2 separate regions of the Homo sapiens genome follow, and region 2 is linked to region 1. A link is a loop called in an ENCODE intact Hi-C map of the cell type or tissue named here. Cell type or tissue: heart left ventricle. All regions are shown on one strand. Links, peaks and the distances in the headings refer to the core of each region. The heading gives the core; the rest is flanking DNA.

Evidence for each region. A loop is a pair of places that touch in the nucleus more often than their neighbours do. Peaks named below come from ENCODE experiments on the same cell type or tissue, not always from the same donor. Only the 100,000 strongest peaks of a DNase experiment are listed, where the experiment ranks them.
Region 2: a loop joins it to region 1, with 2.7 times the contacts of the local background. A loop is called at or near these places in 45 of 110 quality-filtered maps.

What each region holds. Positions count from the first base shown.
Region 1 is chr11:1,836,819-1,839,708 of GRCh38, reverse strand. SYT8 (synaptotagmin 8) reads right to left here. Exons shown (of 8, transcript NM_001394072.1): 6 at 2,848-2,890; 7 at 2,619-2,752; 8 at 2,188-2,517. The coding sequence ends at 2,278. It overlaps TNNI2 (troponin I2, fast skeletal type), which reads right to left and starts at 728. Exons shown (of 8, transcript NM_003282.4): 1 at 676-728; 2 at 5-34. The coding sequence starts at 12. RefSeq lists a silencer at 1,785-1,894. In heart left ventricle, for the core only: CTCF peaks have their summits at 1,607 and 1,807 (motif pointing left); DNase peaks (open chromatin) are centred at 878, 1,068, 1,788 and 2,488.
Region 2 is chr11:1,888,010-1,890,899 of GRCh38, reverse strand. All of the region lies in intron 10 of LSP1 (lymphocyte specific protein 1), which reads right to left. PRR33 (proline rich 33) reads left to right here. Exons shown (of 1, transcript NM_001395380.1): 1 at 1-2,822. The coding sequence starts at 316. The coding sequence ends at 1,755. Among named protein-coding and RNA genes, the nearest start is that of PRR33, 2.4 kb to the left of the region's middle. In heart left ventricle, for the core only: no CTCF peak of the experiment used is centred there; DNase peaks (open chromatin) are centred at 1,199, 1,519, 2,289, 2,409 and 1 weaker place.

The DNA.
Region 1 (2,890 bases), core at 271-2,770:
TTACTCTCCCATCCTGAGGTCCTGAGCTTGGAGCCTGTGGGGAGAGGAAGACAGAGGTGTTGGCCAGGCCCTTGCCACCGTGATGCCTGTGCCCATCAGGTAGGTGGTGAGGGGTTCAGGGCTCCTGATGACAGCCCCCTCCCGCCCACCCCCTACTCTCACCTCCTCCCCCTACTCTCACCTCCTTCAAGGACAATGTCTTGGAATTCCCCAGGGTGAGAAGTAAGAGGAGAAAGTGTTCCCAAAATGTCCCAGGCATAGCCTGAGGAGCTGCAGCTGTCCCCGAGGGAGGGTGGGATGGGCCAGCGCAGGTGGCCGCCTGAGTGACGCTGTTATTTTTAACCCTCTCTCTTTGGCTTTGGGCCTAAGTGCATGGAAGAAATCCCTCCTCAGTTTGGCCTGGGGGCTCAGGTTCTGGGGCTTCTTGACCCCTAAACTCTCCTTCCAGGGTCCCCAGAGGTGAAGCCTGGTGGTCAGGGAGTGTCTAATACCTGCCTCTCGCTACAGCTGCCTCCCCAAAGCCTCTCCTTCTCACTCCCGGACCCGTGCAGGCCCCAAAGGGGGCTGCTGGTGGCATCCCCCAGGCCCCCAGACCCCCGCCCCAGGAAGTCCTCCCTCAAACCAGCTCGAGCCACGCCCTGTCCCCCGGCCTCGGCGGGCCGGGCTGGGCCTCACCTAGAATCTGGGCAGCAGGGCTGGGAGCGAGGTCAGGCCGGCAGCGGCGAGTTGGGCTGGTGGGCCCAGGGGGAGGGGTATAAATGGCCTCCCCCAGGCTGGGCCCCTGCTCAGAAAGGGCATAGAGTCCTCCTCAGACCAATGGGGGCGTGGAGAGCCACAGAGACCTCCCCACCTGTCCGGCCGCCTGGCCTGGCCGCGTGCTGCCGCCCAGTCCAAGAAGTCTTGGTGGGGGGTGCCGTGGCTGGGCTACTCTATTTAGGGCTCGGTGACGCGCTGGAGATGCCTCTGTCGTTCTCGTAAGGAGCCTGAGGACAGTGTCCCTGGCTTTGCCTGTGGCCTCAGCCGGGCACACAGCTCGGGTCAGCTGAGGGGTAGCTGCGAGTATCCACACCTCGCCTCAGCCCATCTCACCCGAGGTCAGCGTCCAGTCCACCAACCTGGCTGCTTGCTGGCGACAGCCACAGCCTCTCCCTGCGGGGCCAGCTCCCCGGCTCAGCCCCTGCAATGGGTTTCCCACTTCAGCCCAGGCCTGACCCCCTTCTGCAAGCCTGGCTTCTGGGGTGAGGCCTGGACCTCCAGATGTGGCCTTCTGGGCCCTGCCACAGTGGCCGAGGGCTGGGGGCTGCCCCCTCCCTGCGTGATGCTATCTTCCTGCCTGGGGAGCAGGACCAGGAGTGAGGGGCACGCCGCACGTGCCTCTGGGCCCCTCCCGCCTGCCCAGAACGCCCTGCTGCAGTCCCCTTGCCGGGCGACTTGGAACACATCCTTCAACCTAAGGAGAATGGCGCCACCTGCATTGGGAGCCTCTCACACCCGTGGGGGCTTGGGGCCCTCCTGGCTGCCCGGGCAGGCCTGGCATTGCCCTTTTCACCCAGGCCCGAGGCCATCGCCCCCCCAGCCCCCAGGCCCCCGCCCTGCAGAGGTCCCCTGGACCGTGACTTGGCACCCTCTCGGAGTGGGGGCTCTTGGCCCCAGCCCTGCCGGCTTCGCAGCCCCGTGGGGAGGATCAGAGGAGACAGCAGCGTGGAGGCCCCAGCCGCTAAGGCAGCCCAGATGTGTGGGGACTGGGAGGGGCATCCGGCCAGGACTGAGCCCCTAAAGGCCCCAGCGGCTTCCGAAGGCATCTGCTGCCCCCTGCTGCTCATGCAGGGAAGGCCCTGCAGCACAGGTCTCTGAGGTGTTGGGGGTCCTCCCTCCATGCTCACCAGCCCCCAGACACCATTGCCCACTCTGTCCCTACAGGGCTGGCTCTAGCCCGCCCCATCCCATGTGGTCCCGACTCTCTGGCCCCCACCTCCCCGGTCTTCCCAGGCGGCCCGGAGAGGGGAGATCTGTGCTCCCCGGGGAGGTTCCCCACCCCTACCCGAGGGTCAAGCAGGGACCGGTCAGAGGCCTCAGGGCCTGGCTGAGTCTGGAGAGGAGCCCCTCCCCCGTCCTTGTCAGGGGACCCTGGTGAGCGGGCCCGGGCCCTATTTCTGCATCCCCTCCAGGCTCCAGCCGGACACACAGTGGCAGGAGAAGGCGTTTATTGCAGTGGTCCTGCAGGGCGGCCTGGGCAAGTGCCTGGGCTCAGCGGGGAGACAGAGGCATGTGGTGCATTCAGGAGTGGGGCAAGGGCAGGCGCAGGCGAAGGCGGGGCTGCAGGGCCAGCATGCGGTCCACCTCCCTGGCTGGCCGCAGGGGGTGCCGCTGGGCAATGGGCCGCCGGGCGTGGGCCAGCATGTCTGCCCAGTGCTGCAGGGGCTGCCCCGAGGCCCGGGCACCCAGGTGCACCTTGCCTACGGGCTCAGTTCGGAGCGGCAGGCTGCGGTCCCAGACAGCCAGCACCAGGTCCACATTCTGTGCAGAGACAGGCCAGAGGTTGGAGTTGGGGGAGAAAGACCACAGTCATCGTGGTCTGGCACTGGGTCTCGCTCTGCCCCTGCCTCCCGGTGGCCCACCTGGACCTGGCTGAAGGGCACCAGGAAGGTGAAGGCCTCATTGAAGTAGGGGGCCGCCGTGCCCTTTTTGGTGGCTGTCTTTCTCTTCTTCCACTTCCTCTGGTTCAGCATGAGCTGGACCTTCACGTAGGGCTCTGGGAGGGCAAGGTTGCCGAAGGGGCATCCCAGGGCTCGGGGCTGAGCACGGGCCCCCCCTCTGTACAACAACGTGGGCAGGTGTGACCCTCACCTGCAAGTCCTGGACGCAGGCCTCGAGCCTCCAGCACCACCAC
Region 2 (2,890 bases), core at 185-2,684, 51 kb before region 1:
CTTGGGGCCTGCTTTGTGCTGGGGTGGCATGGAGGACAGAGCCCTGGAGGCAGGTTCTAGCCCCATCCCTGGAGGGACTCGGCCTCTGTGGCCTCATTTCTACACTAGGGTGATGGTGGGGCCACCCCAAAGTCCCCAAGGCACAGTCGAGCTCAGCATGTCCCTGGCAGGTTCTGGGTGCTCAGGAAGCAGAATACTCAGGCCTCCACACCCCTGGCCCCAGGTCCTCCTTGGACCACAGGAGACACAGGCCTCCCACCTCAGGAGGGAGGAGGGCTGGCCTGACCACTGTCCCTCCCACCCTAGGACACAGTCATGCTCATATCGGCTGCGTCGATGGCACCCGAGGTGTGCGGCCCAAGCCTCCAGGGAACCCCTGGACCCCCACCGCCCCTGCTGCCCAAGCCAGGGAAGGACAACTTGCGTTTGCAGAAGCTCCTGAGGAAGGCAGCCCGGAAGAAGATGATGGGAGGCACACACCTCGCTCCACCCAGGGCCTTCCGCACCTCCCTGTCCCCCGTGAGTGAGGCCAGCCATGACCAGGAGGTCACAGCCCCGCACGCTGCTGAGGGCCCGCACCCCGCCGAAGCCCCACGCCTTCCTGAAGCCCCACGCCCCGCCGAGGCTCCCCGCATGGTGGCTGCCCTACCCCGCTCCCCGCACACCCCCATCATCCACCACGTGGCATCACCCCTGCAGAAGTCCACGTTCTCCATCGGCCTCACCCAGCGCAGGATTCTAGCTGCTCAATTCAGGGCCATGGGGCCCCAGGTTGTAGCCTCGGCCCCAGAACCTACCCGGCCCCCCAGTGGCTTCGTCCCTGTCTCTGGGGGTGGGGGCACCCACGTCACCCAGGTGCACATCCAGCTGGCACCATCCCCACACAATGGGACCCCTGAGCCTCCCAGGACAGCCCCAGAAGTGGGATCCAACAGCCAGGATGGAGATGCCACCCCAAGTCCCCCCAGGGCCCAGCCCCTGGTCCCAGTGGCTCACATCCGCCCACTGCCCACCACAGTCCAGGCTGCCAGTCCCTTGCCTGAGGAGCCCCCTGTACCACGGCCGCCACCCGGCTTCCAGGCCTCAGTGCCCAGAGAGGCTAGTGCCAGGGTTGTGGTGCCCATAGCCCCGACCTGCCGCTCGCTGGAGTCCTCACCGCACAGCCTGGTCCCCATGGGCCCTGGCAGAGAGCACCTGGAGGAGCCCCCGATGGCTGGCCCCGCCGCTGAGGCCGAGCGAGTGTCCAGCCCTGCCTGGGCCTCATCCCCTACCCCACCATCAGGCCCTCACCCATGCCCTGTCCCCAAAGTTGCACCCAAGCCCCGGCTCAGTGGCTGGACGTGGCTCAAGAAGCAGCTGCTGGAGGAGGCCCCAGAGCCTCCGTGCCCAGAGCCGCGGCAGAGCCTGGAGCCAGAGGTGCCCACCCCCACAGAGCAGGAGGTGCCTGCCCCCACAGAGCAGGAGGTGCCCGCCCTCACCGCACCCCGGGCCCCCGCCTCCCGGACCTCCAGGATGTGGGATGCCGTGCTGTACCGCATGTCAGTGGCGGAGGCCCAAGGGCGCCTGGCAGGGCCCAGCGGTGGGGAGCACACCCCAGCCAGCCTCACCCGCCTGCCCTTCCTGTACCGGCCTCGCTTCAACGCCCGGAAGCTGCAGGAGGCCACCCGGCCCCCTCCCACAGTCCGCTCCATCCTGGAGCTGAGCCCCCAGCCCAAGAACTTCAACCGCACAGCGACTGGCTGGAGGCTCCAGTGAAGTGGCCAGAATGGCCCCCAGAGCCCAGGACCATGGGATGGACAGAAGAAGGGGCTGAGGCTCTAGCTGGGGGCCCATAGTTGCTGCATGAAGATGCACCAGGGCCCAAGGGGCATGGGGTGCAGGGCAGCCTGGGAAGGGCACATGGGGTGCTGAGGGAAGTCTGCATGGTTAGGAGGGTGGTCAGGTGGACGGGGCAGAGAGGACGAGCTGGAGCCCCTGGGCTGCAGTGGTGTGAGGGGAACAGAGAAGGGGTCTGCGTCGGGATGTAGGATGGGGGCCTTGGGATGAAAACTTTAGGTAAGATGGCAGAGGACTGCATCTACTGACCTAGCCCAGGCTCCTCAGGGGCCTGGGCCTCTCACTGATCCTCCCTTTTGCTGTCACCTTTTGCTGTCAAAGGTTTGGGGCCAGATCTCTGCTTGCTGAGGCATGGGTGCGGTCAGGCTGGCTTGGCCATCGGCGTCAGGAGCAGTCAGCAGTTTTGCTGCCTGTGCTTCCTGATGGCAGAGCCAGATCCTGGGACTAGGGTGCAGGGGGGAGCCCTCAGCCAGCGTGGGACTTGGCACCAATACAAGTGCTCAGGGGCAGGCAGGGAGGGGCTCATCAGGGGTGGAGGAGGGCCCAGCGTGACCTCTCTCTCGGCCCACCTCTGCTTCCCCTACCTGGGCTGACAGCCTGAGGGGGCAGAACTCGAGGGATTCGCTGGTGGGACAGCGAGGGTCTCAGCACTGGCCATGCCCAGGCTTTGACAGCTGGATGAGGAGGGAGCCCTCAGTCCCAACCCTATGGGAACAGCTTGGCCAAGCGGGACAGAGAAGGGGCTGTGGCCCTGGTGGGGAGAGTGGAGGGGCCTACTCAGCAGTCAGCCAGGCTCTGGTGGGGGTGGCCAACCACAGGAGAGGGACACAGAGGTACCAGAAAAAGCCTCTGCCACAGCTGCTTGAGAGTCAGGGTTTGGCAGGGGAAGATGGTAGGAGGACAGCTGCCCCACCCTGTGGTGTGATGGGTGCTGGAAATGGAGCCTGGGGCCCAGGTCACTAATAAATGTGTGTCTCACCATGGCAGGAGTGGCACTGCTCTGTCTGCAGCATGGGATGGGGAGGGCATCAGGACCTCTGAATCGCTCTCGGCT